Linked DNA regions of Mus musculus: region 1 is linked to region 2. The links are chromatin loops, found by intact Hi-C in ENCODE. Cell type or tissue: heart. All regions are shown on one strand.

What was found. A loop is a pair of places that touch in the nucleus more often than their neighbours do. Peaks named below come from ENCODE experiments on the same cell type or tissue, not always from the same donor. Only the 100,000 strongest peaks of a DNase experiment are listed, where the experiment ranks them.
Region 1: a loop joins it to region 2, with 2.0 times the contacts of the local background. A loop is called at or near these places in 3 of 42 quality-filtered maps.

Annotation. Positions count from the first base shown.
Region 1 is chr2:118,857,722-118,865,721 of GRCm38, forward strand. It overlaps Ivd (isovaleryl coenzyme A dehydrogenase), which reads left to right and starts at 4,273. Exons shown (of 12, transcript NM_019826.4): 1 at 4,273-4,446. The coding sequence starts at 4,300. It overlaps Gm39913 (a long non-coding RNA gene), which reads right to left and starts at 4,133. Exons shown (of 2, transcript XR_866660.2): 1 at 3,278-4,133. In heart, no CTCF peak of the experiment used is centred here; a DNase peak (open chromatin) is centred at 4,210; H3K4me3 peaks cover 1,376 bases; H3K27ac peaks cover 1,450 bases.
Region 2 is chr2:118,745,056-118,753,055 of GRCm38, forward strand. Inafm2 (InaF motif containing 2) reads left to right here and starts at 703. Exons shown (of 1, transcript NM_001301269.1): 1 at 703-3,755. The coding sequence starts at 1,060. The coding sequence ends at 1,518. In heart, a CTCF peak has its summit at 4,413; DNase peaks (open chromatin) are centred at 616, 4,656, 5,596, 7,486 and 4 weaker places; H3K4me3 peaks cover 3,620 bases; H3K27ac peaks cover 4,782 bases.

The sequences.
Region 1 (8,000 bases), 110 kb after region 2:
CTGATTTCCTTGATGATTGACTAACCGTGTGGACTAAAGTAATCCCTGTGTCCCCTGAGATGCTTTCTGCAGCAAGCACCGCTAACCATCGAGGCATCTCCCCCACCCCAAGGTGCTTTTGTTAAGGATTTTTATCACAGCAACAGAAGAGAAATCATAACACCCTCCCTGAGGGTCCTTTTGGGGGTCCTGGCGTGAGGCTTAGGTTTAAGTAGAGGCAAGAGTTACCCCTCACACTAGTCCTGGCCAAGGTGTGGTCATGGATTCACGCCCATCAGCACTGTCAGATCCAGTTTCTCTGGCAATGCCGTCAGACCGTTTTTTTAGACCCATGAGAGATCTCCCTGTGGAAGACAGGCTTCCCCACTTTCTGTCACCAGGGCCCAGTTTTCCCTTCTCCAAGCATGAGATTCCTCGGGTGTGTGTGTGGGGGTGGGGGATTCCAATTTCTCCACGTCCTTTCTTTCAATAATCTGGCAACCAAAAGCAAGGGTACAAGTGTCTCTTTTGAAAATCTCCGTTCCTCCTAGGAGTTAAAAACAAAAGAGAGCCCTGAAACTCTAGGATGAGGTCTCTGTCTGACCTCTGTCTCCGAGGGTTCTCCAGCCAGCAGCAGCAGCAAAGCTGGGCAATACTTGACAATGTCTAAGCACTAAGAGCATGCTTTTCTTTTCTTTTCTTTTCTTTTCTTTTCTTTTCTTTTCTTTTCTTTTCTTTTCTTTTCTCTTCTCTTCTCTTCTCTTCTCTTCTCTTCTCTTTTCTTTTCTTTTCTTTTCTTTTCTTTTTTGGTTTTTCGAAACAGGGTTTCTCTGTATAGCCCTGGCTGTCCTGGAACTCACTCTGTAGACCAGGCTGGCCTCCAACTCAGAAATCCGCCTGCCTCTGCCTCCCGAGTGCTAGGATTAAAGGCGTGCGCCACCACTCCCGGCAAGAGCATGCTTTTCTAAGCCTTATATAAAAAAAGCAAAGTAACCCACTTCAGCTACAGGATAGAGGGTAGAGAAGGAAAATGCAGATCCAGGGAAGAGTACAGTCCACAAGCAGAACTCTTCTTTCTTTCTCTCTCTCTTTCCTTCTTTCTTTCTTTTCTTTCCTTCTTTCTTTCTTTCTTTTTTAAAAAACTTTTATTATTTATAATTGTGGGCATGTGTGTGTGTGTGCCTATGCCTGGTATGTGCACATGAGTGCAGAGATGTAAAATGCCAGAGGCCAGAGGCCTAGGAGCCCCTGGAATAGGAGTCACAGGCAGCTGTGAGCTGCCATTTCGGTCCTAGGAGTGGCACTCAGGTCCTGTAGGGAGGTCAGCCAGCACTGATTGCTGAGCCATCTGTCTCCTCAGCCTCACAGGCTGAGCTCTTGTTTCTACATTCGCTCTGGTTTATAGGTTAGCAGGTTGCAGAGGCCCCACCAATCAATCAGCTCTGGTAGCTTTCAAAGTTTCAACGTGAGTAGTTTAGTTTTACCTGTGACTGCTAATTAACTTGCTTTCTCTCCTCCCTCTACCCTCTGATCCTTGAAATTAAAATGTGAACACATCAGAATCTTATCCTCTTGGCCAGAAAGCTCTGGGTTATGTCCTTCTAAAGACAGAACCCTAAAAACATTTGGGAGATGAGCTGAAATTGGCAAATAGCTATTTATGCTGTGAAAGTAAGACGGTCCAGTCCCAAAGCGGCTCACCAGAGGGAGCATGAGGCTTTAGTCCCTACCCTCACCTGCAGCTTCCAGGCAGGGTGCTCAGTCAAGAGGAGACAAGAACCCAGCTCTCCCTTCTCTCATTCCCGGCAGGAGACCCAAGGATGTCTGGGAAGCTGTTTGGGGCCCCTAAGGTGCCGGGCGTGGTGGCGCACGCCTTTAATCCCAGCACTCGGGAGGCAGAGGCAGGCGGATTTCTGAGTTCGAGGCCAGCCTGGTCTACAGAGTGAGGTCCAGGACAGCCAGGGCTACACAGAGAAACCCTGTCTCGAAAAAACCAAAAAAAAAAAAAAAAAAAAAAAAAAAAAAAAAAAAACCTCTGTTCTCATCAGCAGGAAAGAGTCCACTCCATAGTGCTTCCCTCTAACTTCCTTGTGCACAGTGTCACACAGTCTACAGGAGCTGCACTCACAGAAACCATAATAATAACCCAAAGAAAGGAATACGAATGTTACTTCCAGAGAGAAAAGGAACAGGAAAAGATGGGATGCTAAAGGTTTTCGGGTTTTTTTGTTTGTTTGTTTTAGCATTCGAATGTATTGTCAATATTTTTAAATAAAATTCTCAACAGACTGGTGTAGAAGCTGTTAAAATAGGGGTGAGGTGGTAGAGCCTCCTCTATTACAAGTATTTTCATTGCTCTTTGAGCTTCTGGCCCATATTTCCTATAAAGCAACGCTTCACATCCCACACGGAGGTCAGTAACGAAGACTCAAGGTTCCCTCATTCTGTAGAGGGGAGGCTGAGGAGAGACAGAGCAGCCTTAGCTGTAAAACCCTTCATTACACCCATTCTCTTGTCTCTCAAGAGATCTAGGACAATCTCAAAATATCTAAAGAAGTCACTTCAACCAGAGTAGAAATAAGAGGAATGTGATTTTGTGTGTTTTCATTTTTATGCTTTTACTGGTCTCTTGTAGCCCAGGCTGGCTTTGAACTCCAATCCTCCTGCCTCGGTTTTCCAAAGGCTGAGATTATAGGTGTAGAAGCTGCTCTGTGATTGGTTTTTGACCTATCTTTAGGGAGGGCTCAGAATGCAGCTCTTTCCAGTTGTGGGAGGGGCTAAATTAGAATGTGAGACCAGGTAGGAAAAGTCAGATGTGGTAGGGACAACTAAAAATGAGCATGTGGCTCTGAGTGCTATGCCATATAATTAAGTATGCAATCATTTTTATTATAATTTTGATTGCTGGGGTTGAACCAAAGCCTTGGGTACTCAAGTGGATGCCTTACATCGCACTGTACCCCCTGCCCAGTGAATATGCCTCATGATGACATTGTAGTGGGGAACACTGTTCTCATTTTCAGGTGATAAAAGACACAGCAAGGATCCAAGCAATGTGTTCAAAGCCCCCTTCCTGGACAGAAGTGGAAAGGGGATTAAGAGATAAGAGCCTGGCTCCTGTCAGTCTTTCTTCTTCTGGACACAAAAGACAGATCTCCCCTCAAAGGCACTAAGTTTATTTTAAGCCAATACGAATAACCATGACATGAGCAAAATTCGGGTTGCCCTTAATGACGTACTCCAGTGTGGAATAGCTACAGGATATGTTCTTAGCCACAAAACCAAAGACTGTACTTACCAAAGACCTTGTGCCAACACTGGTCGGTGAGTTACTCCAGGGAAATCTCTGATATTATCTGATGACATACTTAGATGACATACAAGATGTTCTTGGTTTGTACAAGTTAGTAGTCTGCTAAATGAATAAATTCCAGGTGGGTGTTATCCACTTGTAGTGGAAGCACTCGTAAGAGAGAGGCAGGCAGATCTCTTTTGAGTTCAAAGTCAAAAAGTTCCAGGACAGCCAGGGCTACATAGAGATCCTGTCTCTGATTAGTGAACTAATTTAAAATAAAATTTCCTACCTGATGGTCAAGAATACTGGGTCAGTTAGGTGGGTTGGAGATAAACGGCTACTTAAAGGAACTAAAGATACTCAAATATAATTTTGGCTGTGAATCTGCAACAGCCCAACACCCACAATCACAAAGTTCTAATTAGTTTGCAGAATCTTCACTCAAGTGATTTTTTTCAGGGAACCCCAAACACCATTCTTCTCTTCCTGCCCTGTCACCCCAATAAGAAAACGTTCTTACAGAATCCGAGGGCAGAGAATCCTGGGCAACCTCTTTCGCTTAAGGAGGAACCAAAACCTATTACATAACAAAGCAAATTTTGCTGTTTTCAGTCAGTGGGGACTCTAGAACAAAAGATTCTTTAACAGACCTTCACACCTCCAGATCTGTTTGGACAGTTTATCCCTCCACATTAGGCATCTGCGTTGGAGTACTTGCTTTCCCACAAAGATAGTCTTGTGCCGTTCAAGATTAAAATCTTAACACGAGATACTACTATACTTTCTTGTATGCAAGAAAGACACTTAGGAAACAAGTACGGGAGGTAGCCAGCACAGGAGCCAGGGCTGGCTGCCGCCTCTCGGCTGATTGGCTTGCATGGTTGCAAGGGCAGCAAGGCCTTCGGCTGGCTTCCGAGAACGATTGGCTACTGAAGCCCCACCCCCTCCCTGATTGGACAAAGTGTTGAAACTAGGATTGGTGGAGCGTAAGCTAAACCAGTCCAAGCTCCTGGTGCACCGCAGAGATGGCGACTGCAATCCGGCTGCTGGGACGGCGAGTTTCCAGTTGGAGACTGCGGCCATCACCGTCGCCCCTCGCTGTCCCGCGGCGGGCCCACTCGATATTGCCTGTGGACGATGATATCAACGGGCTAAACGAGGAGCAGAAGCAGGTAGGAAGGCCGGCCCCAGGACATGTCCCAGGTCTTACCCAAGTGACTTGTGCCTGCCAGGCCTTGGAAGCGTTTCGTAGAAGCTAGGGAGAGGAACTGCGCGCCCTCTCCCTACTAATATTTGAGGGAGACAGCAAGACAGGGGGATTCCTGGCTTTGAACTCCAGCTAGGAGGAGATAAAAGAGTAAGGACCAAACCTGGAAGACTGGTGGTGTTTGGGTGGGCAGATTGGTTGGCCCTACTTCTAGTGGCTCTCATGAATCTGAAAACACTTACACCCCAACCTGTTCTCTCTCTCTCTCTCTCTCTCTCTCTCTCTCTCTCTCTCTCTCTCTCTCTCGCTCACTCTCGCTCTCCTTCTCCCTCTCGCTCTCCCATTCTCCCCTTCCTTGGGGTCTCAGTATGTATAGCTTTGGGTGGCCTGGAAGGCATTAAACTAGTACTTGAACTCTACTAGTGAACTCTTGCTTTTGCCTCAAGAGTGATGGGATTAAAGGCATGGGCCACCATACCTGGCTTGTAAGCAATGGTTCTCAACTTATGGTTGAAGTTACGCATGACCCATAGCTACCAGGGCAATTTGCTTTTTCAATGGAAGACTTTAAAGAATTCTGAAATGCCATCTTAAGTTTGTTTTCTTCCCCTCTTCAAGGCATAATGCACAAAGCTGAAAAAAAAAAAAAGAGCTTGGTTGCTGGGCAGTGGTGGCGCACACCTTTAATACCAGCACTCGGGAGACAGAGGCAGGTGGATTTCTGAGTTCGAGGCCAGCCTGGTCTACAGAGTGAGTTCCAGGACAGCCAGGGATACACAGAGAAACCCTGTCTGGAAAAAACAAACAAACAAAGAGCTTGGTTAACCTACTCTTATTGCTAGGTTTAACTCTCTTCCCTAATCGAAGCCAATGAATAATTTCCAGGGATGCCTTGGGTCCTGCCTATCTATCTATCTATCTATCTATCTATCTATCTATCTATCTATCTATCTATCTATCTAGATATCTAGATATCTATCTAGATATCTATCTAGATATCTAGATATGTATGTATATGAAGCAACTGCTGTAGATTGCCTAAGAGATTGCTGAGGAGTGATGGTTTCACACACAGTGTGTCTGAGTCAGATGCTATACCAAGGGCAAGTATTGCTATGAATAACCTTAGTGGAGGAAGGGAGTGGAGCCCCTAGGCACCTTCTGGAATTCTAAGAAAGAAAGAAAAGTGAAGAACCAGGGTACAGTTACAATCAAATCAAACCCACACTCCATCAGAGTAAATAACTCAATGTCCAATATCTAGGGTTAATCATGACCTTCTGGGCTCCTCTAAGGGGCTTGAGTCACTTCTCCAGCTCTGCCCTCTACAGCCCACACAGCTTGTCTTCTAAGCTCTGGTAAGCACCACCTCCTGCTGCTGCTGTTCTTGGTGGCCCTCCCGTGGTACTGGTTATCTCCAAAATGCTGGGTCTCTGCTGCAGCTGAGCTGGACTTCTATTAGTAGCCTCTTCTGGGATCTCCTCATGGTGCCAAACTTCTGCTTTTCTGCATGGCCCCTTTAATCCTGGGGCATTAAATGTAATCCATGACCCTTTACCAAGAGCCTGCCTCTCTTGGCTTCTGACAATGTCAAGTCTCAGCTACTCTCTATGACCCATTCGTACCTTTAAAACCAGCAGCACCTGGAAGACTTATGCTTGATCAAGTTCCGCTGTCAGCACAGTGCAGCCTTAGCTATCTCTGTAGCACAGCTTCTGAGTGCTAACTGAGGAAACACCTCCCAGAAGATTTCACCTCAGGGATGCTGGTCTCTTCCCAAACAACACTCATTTCTCAGCTCCAGCATCAATTTCAAAGCTCCAGTTTTGCTGTCAAAGCAAAGGTTTCACTTTAGTGGTTCTGGTCTTTTGTTAATCAGAACTGACTTTTCAGCACTAGCTAATCAGGACCATAAATTCTTAACTCCAAATATGAAATGACCCCAGTAGAGTCTTCGAGTGACTCTCAAACTTCCTTCCAGAACTTCACAAGCCAGGCCTCCATCCTCTGCATTTCTCTCAACAATTTTATGTCCCACAGAATAGCTCACTAAGCTTTGAAAACGTAATGACTTCTAGTTCAAAGTTCCAGAGTCCTTCCACAATCCTCCCCAAAACAACATGCTCAGGTCTATCACACACACTATCCTGGTACCAATTTCTGTCCTAGCTAGAATTATAATTGCACTGACAAAACACCATGACCAAAAGCAACGGGAGGAGGGAAGAATTTGTTTGACTTGCAGCTCCGCATCTTAGTCCATCACTGTAAGAAGTCAGGACAGGAATTGAAACAGCGCAGGAACCTGTAGGCAGGAGCTGATGCAGAGGCCATGGAAGGGTACTACTGCTTACTGGCTTGCTCCTCATGGCTTGTTCAGCCTGTTTTCTCACAAAAGCCAGAACCACCAGGCCATGGATACCGCCCACAACCACCAATGGGCTATACCCTCCCCCATCCATCACTAATTAAGAAAGTGCCCTAGAGGCTGTAGAGACAGCTCAGCTGCTAAGAGCACTGGTTGCTCTTTCAGAGGTCATGAGTTCAATTCCCAGCAGCCACATGGTGGCTCACAACCATCTATAATGGGAACTGATGCCCTCTTCTGGTGTGTCTGAAGACAGCTACAGTGTACTCATATACATAAAATAAATAAATAAATATTTAAAAAGAAAGTGCCCTAATTAAGTCACTTATTAAGAAAAATCCGGAGCTGGAGAGATGGCTCAGAGGTTAAGAGCACTGACTGCTCTTCCAGAGGTCCTGAGTTCAAATCCCAGCAACCACATGGTGGCTCACAACCATCTGTAATGAGATCTGATGCCCTCTTCTGGTGTGTCTAAAGACAGCTACAGTGTACTCATATATAATAAATAAATCTTTAAAAAAGAAAAATCCAAGTTACAGCTGGCTCTTATGGAGGCGTATTCTCAATTGATGCTTCCTCTCCCATGGCCCTAGCTTGTATCAAATCACTATAAAACTAGCTAGCACATGCTCCTACCCACTGAACCCTTCGTCCACCCTCTTACTTTCCCTTCTAAATCAATGTCTTTTCAATGCTTTTAAGCCTGAATACTTTAAAGAAGATTGCCTTCATTTATAGTAGGTATTTATACAGTTCTTTGTTTTGAGACTGGATGTTGCTGGGTGGCCAGGCTGTCCTTGAAGTTTCAGCAATCTTCCTGCCCAGCTTCTTGAATGCTGGGATTACATAGTGAACCCCTAGATCTAGTTTTATGATATACCCTCCCTGAAACACACACCATTTGTATACATTCGTTGTACATGGTGTTAGGCTGCATACGCACTTTTCCATGGGCTTTGAGTATTTCCCTCCAATAATGTGCTCTCTCTTGTCTCTCTCTGCTTCTGTCTCTGTCTGTCTCTCTCTACCTCTGAGACAGTATCTCACTATGTAGATCTGGCTGGACTCAGAATCCACCTGCCTGTGTGCTACTATAACTAGCTTTTATAGCATTCTTTTTTTAACAGATTATTTTTTTGAACTCTATTATT
Region 2 (8,000 bases):
CCTGAAAGTCAGAAGACCAGAAAGTAGGACCTGAGACCTGTTGTGGGATTTGAGATTATGCTGGCAGGTCAGCCTAAGAAACAAACTCAACCTTTGGCTCTTGTCCCTGTGGCTCACAGTAGTCTGACTCAAGGGTCCTAAGAGGACCCAATCAGGCAAGATTCGAGTGGTCTCGGAGTCCAGACCAACAGAAAAAAGGAAGCGAGACTGACTGCGGTGTGCGGGCGCCAGGTTCCCAGACCCGAACCAGGCTCTTTGGGGTGAAGGGATCTGGGACACTATCCCCTCACTATTCTAGAGCTACCCGAGAGCACAAGCTTAGTGTTAGCTCCACTTCGGAGACCCGGTGTAGGTGGGCCTGGTTAGTTCTCCCACCTACCATCTCCTAGCCTGGGCCATGTGAGGAGACGCCTGAGTTGACAGCTTTCTACGGAGCCTGCCCCTCCCTGCCACCTCCCGGTTCCGCACTCCCTCCCGCAAAGTGCCTTTCCCCCTTTAAAGAAGCTCCTGTCGCCCCTTTAAGGCCCAGCCTCCCTTAACTCTCTCTTAACTGGGCGTCCCCCACGGGGCCCACGATTCCCCGCCGCAGCCGCCTCCCAGCGCGGCACTTCCGGGCCCCTACATCGCCCTTTTAAGGGGCAGCCCCCCGGCAGCGCGCGGCCCCGCCCCCTGCACCGGCGCGCCCCGCGGGGGAGCCGGGCTAGAGCCGGAGCGCGCGGTCCGCGCGGCCACTGGAGACCAGGCGGCCGGCGGCCGGGCAGGCGGCGGCAGCGGCAGCGGATGGGGACGCGGAGTCGGGCGGCTGTGGCTGTGGCGGCGGCCGGGAAGCAGCTGGCGGGCCGGCGGCGGCGGCGGCGCTGGCGGCGGTGACGGGCCCAGGCCCCGGCGGCGGCAGCGACGCGGTGGCGGGCTGCGGGCGGGCGGCGTGAGGAGCAGCGGCGGAGCGCGGGGCCGCCGGGAAGCCAGGGCGCCGAGACGCCCCCTGCCCAGTCCTCGCAGGCCGCCAGGCCCCCTCCAGCCGGGGCCGTGGAGCACCGGGGCAAAGGCCGGGGCCCCCCCATGAAGGAGCGCGACGCGGCCCCGGCCGAGCGGGGCAAGCCGGCCACCTACACCGGGGACAAGAAGGCGAAGATGGCGGCCAAGACCAACAAGAAGTGGGTCCGGCTAGCCACGGTGTTCGCCTACGTGCTCTCCGTGTCGCTGGCCGCCATCGTACTGGCCGTCTACTACAGTCTCATCTGGCAGCCGGTGGGTGCCGGGACCTCGGGGGGAGCCGTCGGCCCGCCCCCCAGCGGCTCCAACACCACCGGCCCGTCTGGGACTTCGGGGGTGGCGGCGGGGCCCAACACCACCGGGTCGTCCCGCCGCGAGGCGCCACGCGACGCACCCCCGCTGCAGGCGGCGAGGCCGGCGCCCCCGGAGCCCGCTGCAGACAGCCCCCTGGCTGGGCCGCTCGAACGGCCGCGGGGGCTGGACGAGGACGAAGAGGAAGCGGCCGAAGAGCCCCGGAGTCGTTGAATCTCTCCGCGTTGGGGACGGTCGGGAATCATCGTCCCCTAAGCCCCCAAGCAGGACTTTGCAGCAGGACCGGCTCCGGAGCCCGCCGGAGTGACCCCTACGCGAGCGTACGCCCCCACACACCTCAGCGATCGCCAGTTTGCCCCGGGAGCCGGTAATGCACAACCGGATCTTCAGCCAAGGGACCACGATTCGCCGGGGACTCGGGGTTTGATCTTCCCAGCACCGTGCTGCGCCAGGGCCCTGAGCCATAAGGGGAACTGGGGGGGAGGGTGGAGAGAGCCTAGCACCCAGCCCTTCAGCGCTGCTAGCTCTGGTGTTTCCTAAACGCAGGGGGTGACTCGGGCGCCCCCTCCCCAAGACTCAGGGGAAGGTAGGGAGTTGTGTAGGGGCTCTTTTTTTTTTTTTTTTTTAAATAAGCCGAGGCTCTCCCAAAGAAGAGAGCACCAAAAGTAGCGGAGCTCAGGTACGTCAACCTAGTTGCAGTGGCCAGACATGCGTTTAATTTATAGATCCCTGTATATAGTTGTTGACATATGCACTAGACGCTATAATCACATAGAACTCTATGTATCTCCCCACAGCCTGGGTAGCTACTGAATGGTGGGGTCCAGCAAGGGCTATTTGCTGGCCTTCAAACTGCACTTAGCCAGAAGGGCACAAACACAAGCTTTTTTTTTTTTTTCTTTTCCATCACCCACTCTTTCACCTGTTCCCTTCCTGTTTCAGAAAGATAAGTTCCTGACGTTCTTGCACAAGAGTATAATCATTCTTAGACCCCTACCATGGCCGTGGAAAAACCTTAGCAATAGAGACTGTTTAGGGAGGGTGGGGAATGTGCTGACCCCCTCCGGTTCTCATCCTAGTGCTCCCACCAAAGTGGCTTCCTGTTGTAGCCTGAGTCTCTGGATCCATGCCAGGGGCGATGGCAAGAAAGAGTAGAGCTGCTGTGTTTAGATCAGTCCCTTCCCTCACAGAATTCCTTTAGGAAGAGCAAGCCTTTTTAAGTACAGTGATTGGCAAGTGTTTTCTCTCATTCCTTTTCCGGCTCCTCAACTATCTTACCGGTTCCAGATCTTGTCTTATTTCATTTCTTGCCCTTCTAGATCTTGTCTTACTCGTGTTTGCATTTCCTAGTTTTTGAGCCTAACACAGCAGCTTGCCGTTAGAACCAAATCAGTTGCAAAACCAGAGCTTTGATGTGGTTCTGAGTTGCTTTATAGGGTGAGAAAGAGCAGAAGGTAGAATTCAAGTTCAGGAGTGTGCCTGGCTAGCCAGTGAAGAGACCAGCTCTTGGAAGATTGAACTGGCAGCTCATCTTTCTCATTCCTTATAAGCTTCCACTTAAATGCAGCCAACGATTTTCTAGAGGTGGTCTCACACACGCGCACACACACTCTCGGGGCAGCAGGAATTATTCTTCAGTTTGGATTCCATTTCCCCCTGCCACTTGCTGTTAGGCAGTTGAGTGTGGGTAGTGACAGCGATCAAACCCCTTAGTGTTTCCTTTTTGGGAAATAAGCAATTTAAAAGAGAAACAAAATAGGAAACTTGTATACCTTAGTCCTGAAACTGTCTATCCACTTTTCTGGCCTACCTTGTAGTCAGCTCTGATTCAGGTTTACAGGACAATAGTCTTGATTTAAGCCATGTCCTGACCTGGGCAAGAAAATAGCAACTAAGCTGGCAGCCTCCCAGCAGGCTGCTAACACCCAAGGTGTCTGGGCTTGGAGAGTTCTTCACAGCTGATGAGGACTTAAGTCATTAGGAGGCCCATGGGGACTTTTTAAATTTTTGATGAGAGACTGGGGGGAAGAAACATAAAATGCCACTTTGTATCTTCAATGATAGCCTGTCATTTATATTTATGGTGTGAATTTTTAGTCCTATATTTTAATAATTTGTAAATTGATCTCTTATTCCAAGAACCCTCTGGACTCGTGGGAGAGTGTCTGGGAGTCCACTCCTCTTCCCCTCCTGACCCTGCTTTATGGACTGTTTAAATCCACTTTGGATCAAAGAGTTCAGCAAGACCACTCGTGGTCCAGCTGGCCTCCTGACTCTATAAGCCTTCACTGGAATCGGGACATTTTCTCCAGCCCTAGCTGTGAACATGACCAGAGACATTATTTATAATTCAGCCATTCAAGATATACCTGTACTTTAAAAGTCCTGTATATTTTTTAAAAGTTTTATTTTTCAGGTGAACAGAAATACATTCTAAGAACTCTGCCTAAGCCTGTGTAAGTTGGTCATTTCTCTTACTGACTTGGGGAAGTAGGAGCAGAGGTGGTCTCAGGTGCAAGGACGCTGTGATGAATAGGTTCAGGAAGAAAAGGCAATCGCCTTGCTGTTCTCAGTGCCTGCCACTGAAGAGATTAGAGAGGGGTGGCAGGATCCGTCTTAGTCAGGGAGGCCCCTGGTCGGAAAATGATGTCAGCTTTTGCCAATAAAAGTTCTACTCTACAGACCCTCAAGCGGATACCTTAAGGACTAGTAAGTGCGAATATTGAGTTTTAGTCACAAACATTTAGCTGTCTGAGGTGAAGACACAGCTGTCTGCTGGCATCACCCTCTCACCTTAAACTGTTGGCCTTTTGCTAACTCAGGAAGTACTGACACTGGAACAGACAAGCCATTGGGCTGCACTGCCTGATCAGAGCCTAGCACCCCTGGAGCCAAGCTGCTGAGAGGTGTAGGTTGCTTCAAAGGTAAGGGCTTTTTCTACCCTTAAAGCAAACAAAACAAGATCTGTGGGTGAAAAGCATAAATATAAGGGATTCGTTATGCTGTAAAATACATGGTACGAAATTGAGCTCAGCTCATTAGCAGACAATGGAGCCCAGTACAAATCCCGAACGAGAAGCCAGTGTTGGTGGAGCCCCCTGTGGCCTGCACTTCTGCAGAGCAGTTAGGGGGTAGCCACTGTGCTTTTACCTCACCTTGTAGTCTGCAGGGAGGCAAGGAAAAAGTCCCGCCTTCCTTTATTTCCCTCTTCAGCCTACACAAAGGCTTTCTGTAAGAGAGCTTGGTACAGCAGTGCAGGAGAGTGAGTTTGTTGGCTTTTGGATACAGCCCCTCCTTTCTGCAGATGGGGACATGTGGCTTGTACAGCTGCACACAGCTTACCCCACTGGCCAAAGACAGCAGTAGGTACACAGAGAGCCTGCCTGCTGATTAGAACAGGGCCCGATGGGACGGGAACAGGCGTCGGAACAGCTTTCTTTGCAAATGTCGGGAGGGAAGGAGCAGAACTGTCCATGTTTTTAAGCCTGGAAGGTCTGTACAAAGGGGATTGTTTATCTCTCCCTCTCACCGCTCTGCACTGGGACGACCCTAGGTGTTTGCTTATACTGAGTTAGCACTATTCATTCTCTAGCAACCGGAACTCAAAGGGAAAAAAAGAATGAAGTTTTGAAGGTATAGGGCCGGGGAGCCCTTTGGTTAAGCTTGTGTCTTCCTCTCCCCCATGGATGATCAGGTACAAGAAGTGCTCCTCTAAAGCTGTATTTCCCCACTGACAGCTGTATAGTTCTACATAGTATGGTACCACGGGGCGGGGAGCTCTTGCGTCTACCTTGTTTTTCAGTTTTCACTGGGGAATTCTACACTGGTGTGTTCTGTAGTCAAGTATTTATATCCTGGTTTGAAATGCTGAAGGCAGAACATGGACTTGTTCCTACATGCTGCTCTAAGGAGGCTGAAAGGTTGGTGGCTTTAGGGCCACTGCAGCTATTTAAAAGGGTAATGACTGCCCTCACTTTCCTGTCTGCAGAAAATGGAGGTATTTCTGGAATTGCAATTCAGTAACCAAAGGGCCACAGCTGTACTGTTTAATTGGCCTCCCTCTGGGGAGGAAAGAAGTGCCGTGGCTTTGCTCATTTCTCATGACCAGCGCCAACTCAGTGCCTGGCACAAAGCACTGGGCCCTCAGAGTCCGCTGCTCACCTGGGTGGGCAGCGTGCTGGAAGTAACTGACCTGCCATCACGGTGTCCCTGTCACAGCCCACTCAGAGAACCTGTGTGGAACACAGCCCATAAGCTAGCTGAAACGATAGCCAAACTGACCCAGCTGAACGGTTTCTTCCTTACGTGTTGACAGGCCTGGGTTTGGCCCTCAGGTTTTATCTGGGAACCAGAAGTCTATGGCTGGCATCCATGTGGGAGCAGCATAGGCTTTCGACCCATTCATTGTCCTGTCTGCCCCAGCACTAATGTGGAGCTACAAAAATAGCTGCACTGTTGACAGTCTTTTGGTCACATCTGTTTCCCTCACAAACATAGCCTGTGGTTTTCTGCCGCGAAGAGCCCGTGTTACGATTTTTTTGTTCCTTCCAATAGCTCATCAAAAAATAAACAAACAAAGCCTGTCTTTGCCACACACCCTGACTCTATTAAGATGTCCACAGTCACAACAAACCCAGCGCTCAGTGCTCCCTCGCACTCGTGAGACACCTGGTCAGTCATAAGCTCCTTTACTGTTCTAAACCAGTTCTTGTGGTCCTAGACAGTTCTGAAGCCTTGGCTAAGCTACAAGAAGGAGACCAGGAAATCACCACACACTTTGTGCCCGTGGCTGCCATGTGTGATTGCCTAAACAGCCGCATTTTCCTAATTTTAGCCATCAGTTATACTAGCAGCAAGATCCCGTTTAATATCCTCAGGAATATTTTCTACAAACCGTTACCATTAATTTGGTATTTATTGAGCCAAATGGACTTCAAAACTCTCAAAACAAACTTGTCAAAAACAAAAAACAAAAAAACAACAATAAAAAAAACCCAACCCAATTGTGTTAATCAAAAATGGTTTCCTTTTAACTATCTCTTCTCTCCCTAAGAGCTCCTAGCTGGTAATGAGCTTTTCTTTCTTGTGTCCAAGAGTCCACCTGTCCCCTTAGGGGCCTCCTGGGCAGTGCCATGTTACAGAAGCAGGGCTGTAGAGATGGCTCAGAGCACTTGCTGCTCTCCCAGAAGACCCAGGTTCAATACCCAGCACCCACATGGTGGCTAACTACCAAGGAGTCCCCCTCTCTTGTGGCCTCCACAGGCACCAGTCATAAACAGTGTGCAGACATACACATACAAAATAAAGTATATGTTTTAAAAAGTTACAGGAGCCCATCACTGAGCCGTAGTCGTCCCATGCATTAGGACCTAGGTGTGGAGACAGAATGTTCTTAGAAGGGACCCTGCGCGTAAGGTAAGAAACCTGACAACTCATCGGTGGCATTGGTAAAAGCTCGGCCTCCTGTCCTGCTGACTGCGTGGCATGTCATGAGAGTGAGCGGAGGTAATAGATCGATGTGATAAGGCTTTAAGGCCTTGGGAATAAATATGAGATAATATATTCTCAAGGAAATATGTAACCATTTGGGGGAAATGATGTATGGGGAGAAGTGTGGCGGGAAAGCCAGTAAACAGGACGCTGACTCCCAGACCAGCAGCATCAGCACTACCTGGAGAATTGGGAGAGCTGCGACACTGGGCCACATCCCAGACCAGCTGGGCAGCTGGCTCAGCAAGTGGAGGCAGGCCTTCTGTTAAAAATCAACTTTCCAGCTGTGCCCCTTTAATCCAGACAGAAGCAGGCAGATCTCTTAAGTTTGTAGTCAGCCTGGTTACAGCACGGCCAGAGCTACGCAGAGGAACCCTGTTTCAAACAAAACAAAACCCAAAAGCCAGCTTTCCTGGTGATTCTGATGCACACTGAAGTTGGACAGCCGCTGGCCCCGCCTTTCCCTCTGGTTTCTGTAGTTCCGGGAATCTTTCTGTGTTGCTAGCTGGTTATCACTGTGGCTTTCGGCCCTCTTGCTTCAGTGGAGCCAGCTGCCCTGTGCAGAGGAGAGGGAACACTATGTCTCCAGAGTTTGTAAGGAAAAGGAAAAAGCCTGCACTGTCCATTATTTTTGACAGTTCACCCTGGAGAGCTTGTTAAGATGGAGGTTGGCGTGAGAGCTTCCTCCCTCTGCCTCAAAGGTGCTGGTGTGTTTGCGGCACCTCCTGCCCTGGGGCCTGCTGCTTCTCCAGCCAGGCCTTAAAAGGAGCAGCGGGTGCCACATTTGTTCTTTCTGGTGCCAGGTCTGCGTTATTTCACCTCCCTGGCGTCAAGTGGATGCTTAATGAGAGCCCTGACGTAGGCGCAGCAGACTTGAGAGAAAGCAGCCACAGCCTGGACTTTCTGCTGGCTCTCTCCTCTTCACCTTTCCCCAGCCCTGAATTTTGCCTCTGTGAGGCAGCCACGGTCACCCGATCTATCCTAACTCAGTAGCACAGAAAAGGCCTCTGACTTGGAAGGAGATGTGGCAGGGTTTGTGGCCACTGATAAATGACACAGGACAGTGTAAAATGGTGCTGCCTTTGTTTATCTCTATCCTCTTGGCAACCCTCACTGGCCCACACCCTAAGAAAAGACAGTCATATGGAAAATCTTGTCATTTCCCCCCATCGCTCCCCAACCCACCCACTCCCACTTCCTGGCCC